Regions from separate parts of the Mus musculus genome. Here regions 1 and 3 are each linked to region 2. Evidence: chromatin contacts called from ENCODE Hi-C or POLR2A ChIA-PET data. All regions are on one chromosome and are shown on one strand. The core of a region is the stretch at or near the end of the contact, and the rest is flanking DNA. Distances in the headings are between cores, read along the strand shown. Region 1 overlaps Epha4 (Eph receptor A4). Region 2 overlaps Epha4 (Eph receptor A4). Region 3 holds the start of Epha4 (Eph receptor A4).

Region 1 (2,700 bases), core at 191-2,690, 51 kb before region 2:
GGAAGGAAGGAAGGAAGGAAGAGCAACCCACCCAACCATCCCAAATTGGGGGTAAAAATGACAACTAAGCAAAAGGTACAGAAAAGCAAAAGTTTATATCATCTGTTGTTTTTCACATTTACAAAAAACACACAGCTTGATTTTCAGCCAAAATCCTCAGAAGAGTCTGAGTTAAATGACATTTATTTACATTTAAATACGGATGGATCCATATGGATTAATTTTAAACTCTGAAACACTGAAACACGGGACGCTTGCATCTTTCTCAGACAGCGTGTTTTCGGAGGGAGGTGCAGCATGTATTTTCAACAAATGCTATGCCACAAGCCGTGCGTGCGCATGTTTACTGAAGGGTACAACTGAGCCATGCACCCAAGGATTTTGAGAAATCTGATTTTGGAACACTAATAAGGCTTCAATCGAACAGTTTATGTGCTCAGGCTTTACATGGGCTGTCACCCCGTCTCTATTTTTGGCTAAATGTGGAATCCAAACTTGATACAGTTGTCTTGGCACCAACCCCCACTGCCAAGAGGTGGACAGCAAATTACTTTCAACTCTTTACAGAAAGCCATCAATAAAACTTGGAACCATAGGATGTAATGTTCCTAACTTTCATGTAAAGGGCTTTAGTGTTGTGGTGGGAGGTGGCGAGACCCCCTCCATTTACTTACTGTCCAGAGATGTGAGTTCCCTTAATCCAAATAGCTGTTTCAAAGATGGAGCTACCCAGCCAAAACCACATTCCTAGACTCCTTTGTATCCAAGGACGATCATATGACTGAGCCTGGGACTATGGAATTTGGTTGAAGTAATTACTTATTTTCTAGACTCACTCATGAATATCCCCCTTGTGACTCCTCATTCTCTCTCATCTGTAATCTGCCAGCTGGAGGTTGATGCCAACCTTGGCCTGTCCTGGAGGCCTCACGCCAGCTCTCCCCACATTACCACCAACTGAATGTGACTTCAGCAAGAAATTATGTTTTATTGTAATAACCTACTTGTGGATGCTGAGGGTTACAGCAGGTGCCCATTGGAGCGAAGTGGGCCATTTAGGAAAAAAAAAAAAAAGACATTTTCATAACAATGAACTCAAATGAAGTGTAGTGTATTGTGGCCAATGGAAGATTGATCTGTGGTCTGAAGCTGCCAGACTGGTGTCCAGGTTCCTTCCAGTTCCTGGCTATGGATGATGGGCAGGCAGATCCGCGCTCATTTGTGAAGAACTGGAGCATGTTACCCTGAGGTGAGTGGGGCCAGAGGCAGAAGTAAAGGCTCTGCAGGGACATGCGAGTCTTCTTCCAACAGTAGGCTCAGCAAAGTAGGCTCAGCAAAATGACAATACTGGGCCAAGGGATTTGGCTGAGCCTGTATCCATATGAAATGGAAAAGACAGTAGGGTTGGGCGAGCTTTTCTTTTTAGAAATAGCAGTGATTTAGTCTCCATTGCATAATTAGCTGCACACAGTTGAAGATGTGAGTCCATGTGGGTAAGAGCTGGTCACAGAAATGAGTGAGAAAGGAGCTGTCCACCCTCACTACAGGACACACACACACACACACACACACACACACACACACACACACACACCACTTTTTTCTACCCTTAACTACTCTTTGCAGTAGCTATAATTATCACTCACGTTTCAAATCCAGGAACTCCAGCATAAAGAAATTAAATAATTTAATCAAAGCTGTAAGAGTTAAAAATGGAAGTTCCCCTGACTCAAAGGATTCTTTCTCCACGCCACATGTCAATAGTGACACACACGCAATGAACCCACGTTAGGCAGCAGTGATATACCAAGCTTTATTCAAAATCTCTTGTACAAATTAATTCCCACCAACTTCCTGAAACTGGCACTATTATTATCCCACCTTGAGGAGAATATAGGACAAAGTAGTGGAGCTTCCTTAAGATAATTCCGTAACTGGTGAATTTCATAGCCATATGCTAGCACCCACATCCTCACCCACTGGTCTACAGAAAGCTGTGCATCTCCTTTCTTTCTGTTAGGATTTGAATAGGAAATGGTACCCCCATGGGCTCATGGGAACATTTGCTCCCCAACAGTGGTGCCAATTTGGGAATATTATAGAAATTTTATTACTAAGGCCAAGCTAACATAGGTGGGTTTCTGGTCTTGAAGGTAGCCCTGGTTATTCTGAGACTCACTCTGTAGACCAATCTGGCCTCAAATTCAGAGATCCACCAGCCTCTGCCGCCACAGTTCTGGGATTAAAGACATGTGCTACCTACCATACCCTTGAGTGAGAAATTGTATACTTAAGCTAACTTTCCTTTCCACAGAAATAGCAGCAACTAACATGGAGTTGTGGTGGTTTCCCGAATTTCCCAAGTCAGTACACATGGCCTCTGCTAGCACACATATCACACACCATCTAGTTTTGAATCCCCTCACATTGAGCTAACTAACTTGAAGAGTGGAGATAAAGATAACACACAACTAATAGTATTTGGAGTTGGAGGAGGGGTAAGAGGCTCACGAGAAGCTTTTGGAAGATTCACAGTATTCTGTGGTACTGTGCTTCATGATGTGACCATCAAACAGGTGTCTGCTATGAGATGAGGCCAATGGTGACAAATTAAGAATATATTGCCCACTTTTCTGTGTTATGTAAACATTTTTCATGACAAGATCATAAAACAAATATTAGGGTTATTGGAGTGTACAG
Region 2 (2,700 bases), core at 191-2,690:
GGAGACAGATACAGATAACAGCTCCTAAGAGTCTCAGGTGCCACCCTAAGAATCTCAATGGGATTTCCCAAAGATCCCATTAGGAATTAAAGATACAGGTCGGTGGCAGAGTACTTGCTTTGAATGCACAAGGCCCTGGGTTTGATCTTCAGTACTCTGGGAAAAGGTTCACTGACTATTGGAATGTGGGCCACCCCTGAGGTGGTAACCAAGGGATGGGGTGGAGGAGATGGGACTAAGAGTCAAGTTCCATATCAGTGACAGAGGAGACCAACCTCCTTCTACCTCACTCTCAGTAAACATTTCTTTAAGTAGACCGGAGATTCCAATCAAGTGACAGAGGAGTGATTTCTGATTTCCCTTTGGCTCTATCTCTCACCGTGAGTCATGTCTAGAGCCACCTGTGCGGGGCTATCACTTCCACAGCTAATTAGGCTCAAGACGCCTCCCTGTCCTGTAGCCTTTCAGAGGTGGGAATCAGGCCTGGTCCTGACCACTTAAGGAGGGCCACACCTTGATAGCAGCCTCATGACAGTGCCATGACTCCCAGGGATCCCACCAGCGGCCAGATTCCTGAATATGATTCAAACCGGAATTAAGTGCAGTTGGTGAGAACCTGCCAGGGTTGCCAGAACTGAAGGAAGAGTTATTACAGTTTTTGGAATGGCATCAAGTAGCAACTGGTGTGGGCAGTGTGCTAGCATTTAGTGTAAGGTATTTCTTTCTGGTCGCCTCTGACAGGTAACCTGACCTAGCTCTGAGATAGCAAGAAGCCAGCCAGCTGGTATCTACAAAACAAAGTTGCCTGCTTGCGGATTTCGTTCCGCATACCTTCATTTTTTGATTGCCCCTGCTTCAGGAACTTCAGTCAAGCTTACAGGAAGTGAGGCCCTTTGCCCAGATGCCTACAGCTAAGTAGGGAGGGGCCAGAAGGAAGTCTTATTTGCAGACCACTTTTCCCTTACCATTTTGTTGTTGTTTGGTTTGGTTCTTGTTGATTTGGGGGGGCTGGTGTTGTTTGTTTTACTTTATTTTGTTTTAAGACCGGAATTTATGTAGCCCAGGCTTGGGAGGAACTCCTGATCTTCCTGTCTGAACTTTCCAACTCTAACGCAAAGCACAGTCAGTCTTTTAGATATCCACAGTACAGGTCCCCCTGCAGAACACACTCCAAGCTCAGCAGCAGCCAGCGGCCTTTTTCTTGTTTACTGTTTGAGCTCTGGTGTTTCCAGCAGTTCTTGAAAGTGGAGCTGCTGCCTGTCTAGTGATAGTGCCCACACTGACCGAGTACAATGACTGAGGCCACTGCTGGACTTAGTATCTACATGACAAGGAGAGCCCCTAGCACCTGGACAAAAGGACACTTGGACTACCCACCTCTTGTTACAAGCTACAAAGAGTTTTTTTTCCCCCCCCTAGGTTCTCTTTTTTGTTCCTATTGCCTTTGTGACTTGCATTTCCCCCCTCAAATGGCCTGCCAACAGTACAGACTCTGTTGGAAGTTGCCAAAAGGGAAGCAGGGACAATTCCACCCCAGGCAGGCAGAAAGGATTGCTGATAATCCTTGCAGGCTGGGAGGGGCAGGGGAAAAGGCCTTTCTATGGCCTCTTGTTAGGAGAGCTTGTCACCTCAGGGTTGTAGGGAGCCTGTGGCTCTCTCTGCTTGTCCACCAGGAAACGAATGCAGCAAAAATGAATGCAGAGGATGGGATCATTTTGAAGAGTTACAATACTTAGATATGAATAATTTTCTGAAGAGCGATTGCAGTAAATGTTGAAAGGGGTGGAGTTGGTGAGGAAAGACATCAACCCTAACTTGGGCAAAAGCTTGGGAGCCCAGGCAGATAGGATGGGAGATAAGGCTCCAACTGGGTTAGTCACACCCTCCTACACACAATTCACTTGGCAAACACTCTCACTAACAAAGCAGGCCCGTGCTTCAAACAGAAGGCAGTACAGTCCAAACACCCAGGGTGCCTAGAAAGGTAGTTTTAAATCATTTTAAAAATTTTTACCCAAAAGATCTGGGGAAAAAATATGTTTTTTTTTTAAATGAAAAAATCCATGACACTCGTATGGCCACAGAAGAAGTTAAGGTTCCCCACTGAACTCTCTGAGAAGGCGACAGAGACAACAGAGGGTCTCAATTTGTATTGAAGTGGAAGACAGATAGATGGTTATTCCAACACAGGAATCGAGGGAAAGGAGGGGATGGAGAGGAGGGACCAGTGACAGTCGTGGACCCCATGCCCCTTCTTTCTGTTCTCAGGTCAATCCATTAGGATCTCTCTCTCTCTCTCTCTCTCTCTGCTCTTTGTTCCAGCTATAAAAAAAAATCCTACTTAGTTTAAGACTCCTGTCCTTCGAGGGTATAGGTGTCAGCCCTATCATTGCCTTGGAAATGGAAGTCCCTCCTAGAGTTCAGAAGAAAGGAACAGGTAAGAACAATGTATAGTGTATTCTATCAAAACAAAAACAAAACCAAAAAAACAAAATAAAGATTCACATACAGCTCTACACACTTGTCTCAGAACCCAAAGAAACAAAAGGTGTTCTACCTCCACCAACAACCGGCAGGGTCCCAGCTCCAGCCTCTTGATTCTTTTTCCATCATCTAGGGTCTACCTACTGCCCTCTTTCTCTCCCTTTTTCTCTTTGTGGGCCATTATGTAAATCTAAAGGATATGTGTTCATTTGTGTA
Region 3 (2,700 bases), core at 128-2,627, 53 kb after region 2:
GATGCCTGGGGAGACGGAGGCTGGCTGGCTGGATGGATAGATAGATGGATGTACGGAGTGGGAAGAATCGATGAGACAGATGCACAGCTAATGCGCGCAGGTTGGAACACGAACACAGGCCGGAGCCCACGTTCACACACTGTGCGCACTCGCTTACCCGGCACAAAACGTCCAGGTTCCTGCAGACACCCGCGCCAGGCACACATTTGCCCTCAAACACACACACACACACACACACACACACACACACACACACACACACACACACACGAGAGGAGGGGGAGAGAGACAGACAGAGATAGAGAGACAGGGACACATAAGGACAGAAATAGACACAGAGAGTGTTCCTTTCCCCCTAGGCCCATCACAAACTAAATGGTCACCACCTCTCCCCTCACCTCGGACAGAAAAACAGACAAACAATCCTTCCAGAACGTCGCAATAGACAAACAGAAAACGGCACACGAATGGGTCCCGTCGGTCATGCCTGTCCTTCTAGACTAGTCCAGTACCCCATACTGGAGAGAGAAGCTTACAGTGGGGTATGTTTAATTCGCTGACTGGTCCCCTAGTTTTGCTGGATGAGCTAAGGATCTGGGGTAGGGGAGAGGTAGGCCTGAGATTGCAACCTCCAGGGTGCGCGGCCCGATGGAGAAAAAGGTGTCTGAGGCCCGGTGCTAGAAATCAGGTCACCGGCGCCCGACAAGCGGCGCCACCACCGCTGCGCGCTCCGGAGACCAAGCAGCCGGGTCCCGGGAAGCGCTGCGCTGGGAAAACTTTGCAAAAACCCGGGCTCGCAAGGCTTGGACAAGAGGCCGGGCGCTCTGCGCTCTACGTTTGGGTTTCCCTTCTCGCCTGTGCTGCTGATGTAGAGGACTTTGCTCACACGTTTTTTTGTTTTGTTTTCAAATCCCGGTGTATCCCCTCGGGGCGCCTTGAGCCGGCCCTGCAGGCGGATGCTGATAAACTTTGGCCTTTCGCTACAAACTTGGGCAGAGTGGCAGCTTGCATCGGTCACCCTTCTCAGTTCAGACAGCCTGATCCTCCTCAGTCCCCACTTAAGAGGATCCCCTCTGTTCGGCACTCTTCTCCGGAGTGGGAACGCGAGGCTCATGCCGCGCTCTCCACCCCCCGCCCCCCACCCTAACTGGTTCTGAGCTCCAGAAGACCATTCATCAGTGAATCACCCCCTCCGGGTCCCGGACCGCATAAGGGCTGCCGGGCTCTTACCTTCATTCGCGGGGTATACCCTAGAACCGGTGACAGCGTCGCAAATTCCAAAGAGAAACGAAAAGAGGATGAAATAGAAAATCCCAGCCATGGTTCGCCGGTGCCAACGCTGCTCCTGCCGCTTCTATCCCAGTGGAATAAATGCTTAAGTTAGGAGTGCAGCAGTCTGAAGACATTGCCAAGAGGGTGGGACCGGCCCGTGACGTACACCCGCCAGTCCAGAGCTCGTGACCAATAGCAGTGCAGAACCAGCGCCACGTCCCCACCCCCACGGTGCAGAGCCCACCCCCGAGGTCCCGCCCCCTCCAGCCTCCGCAGGGCTCAAGGTCTCCCGAGGCTGGCTTCCCAGCAGTGATGGGTCTGTGCCCCCACGAGAGGCCCCAGACCTTGTCTCGATCCTTGGGGATCGATCCCTTGGACGGCAGAGGGAACTTCGAGAGACTCCGAAAGGACGGTGGGGAAGGCCAGAAAACGTTGGCATTCCCCGCCCGGCCCCAAGTCCGGAGGTGTGCGAGGGAGAAAAGACTCCTGTTGAGATGAAATAAGTCTGAAGTTGACCTGCACCTTGGCTCTTGCCCCTTGCCGAGGTCGTCGGGTCTCTGTACTGTCCACCCCAGCTAAGGTCGGGCGCTCTCTGCTGCACGCAGCCACCCTCACTGCCAGGTTTTGTGTCTTTATGGCGTTCCTCCGTGGGAAATGCTTTGGGCTGGGGGACTTTCGTAGCTTGATAATTCCTTTCCTTCTTAGTTACCTAGCCAGGGGGACCCAGTCATCTCCCCAGCAGCAGAGCGCGGTCACTTGTCCCCAATCTTCCTAACGTTTGGAAGTGATCCCTGGCCAGGTCCGGGTGTTCACATCGACCGAGCCCACTACGGGACTATGAAGGGAGAAATCACCTCGCGACAGCCCTAGCTACCGGGAACTCACTGTGCTTTCCAGGGAGTGTCCCTGGAACCACTTCTAGCCATTCCTGGACACTTAGGTGTAGAAGGGGAAGGTTGTAAGAATGCGAGCACCTGCTGCACAGAAGGGACAGACAGAGGGTCGCAAGCTGCCTGGAGCAGCTACTGTGGCTCTGAACTCCGAAGTCTCCCCGGTACTGATGGGGACAGTCTCCCAGGGGACCAAAATGAGAGGCTCTACCCGCAGAAACTTGTCCCACAACCCCGCGTTGTTCTGGGTGCCAACCATCGACTTCCCAGGGACGCAGACACCATCCGGTCCTCCGATGCTCAGGCCACCGGGGAAGCCAATTTGAGCGCCAACCGCAGCTCAGCTAGCTACCAAGGGACCCGCCCCAGTTGAAACTGGGTGGCTGGTCCCCAGGCGTTTGAAGGGGTGGGATTCCAAAAGATCCACCTTCCGTGCTCGCCTCAAGCTGCCCCTCCTTTGGCTCCCTCCCGGGCCAGATTTTCCTCCTCCAAGTCTGGGTCTCAGCCTGAGTGGAGTTTGAGTGGAGGCACTTTGCAA

The links. Hi-C counts contacts between places; a loop is a spot of excess contacts on that map. ChIA-PET counts read pairs that join two places held with the same protein, here RNA polymerase II (POLR2A).
Region 1: POLR2A ChIA-PET joins it to region 2 with 10 read pairs in Patski. The contact joins two enhancer-like sites. POLR2A ChIA-PET finds 5 or more read pairs at or near these places in 4 of 5 experiments (Patski and embryonic stem cell).
Region 3: a loop to region 2 is called in a map of heart, with 4 times the contacts of the local background. The contact joins the promoter of Epha4 here to the enhancer-like site in region 2. A Hi-C loop is called at or near these places in 6 of 37 maps with a recorded cell type or tissue (gastrocnemius and heart). POLR2A ChIA-PET finds 5 or more read pairs at or near these places in 4 of 5 experiments (Patski and embryonic stem cell).

The regions. Positions count from the first base shown.
Region 1 is chr1:77,409,497-77,412,196 of GRCm38, forward strand. The region is part of intron 5 of Epha4 (Eph receptor A4); the gene reads right to left. Among named protein-coding and RNA genes, the nearest start is that of Mir6352, 86 kb to the right of the region's middle. Within about 2 kb of position 1,441, at least 1 of the 3 ENCODE cell types and tissues checked has a DNase peak (open chromatin) inside an H3K27ac peak, as active enhancers do.
Region 2 is chr1:77,460,556-77,463,255 of GRCm38, forward strand. The region is part of intron 3 of Epha4 (Eph receptor A4); the gene reads right to left. Among named protein-coding and RNA genes, the nearest start is that of Mir6352, 35 kb to the right of the region's middle. Within about 2 kb of position 1,441, at least 1 of the 3 ENCODE cell types and tissues checked has a DNase peak (open chromatin) inside an H3K27ac peak, as active enhancers do; it is heart, where a contact is called at or near this core.
Region 3 is chr1:77,513,711-77,516,410 of GRCm38, forward strand. Epha4 (Eph receptor A4) reads right to left here and starts at 1,378. Exons shown (of 18, transcript NM_007936.3): 1 at 1,231-1,378. The coding sequence starts at 1,321.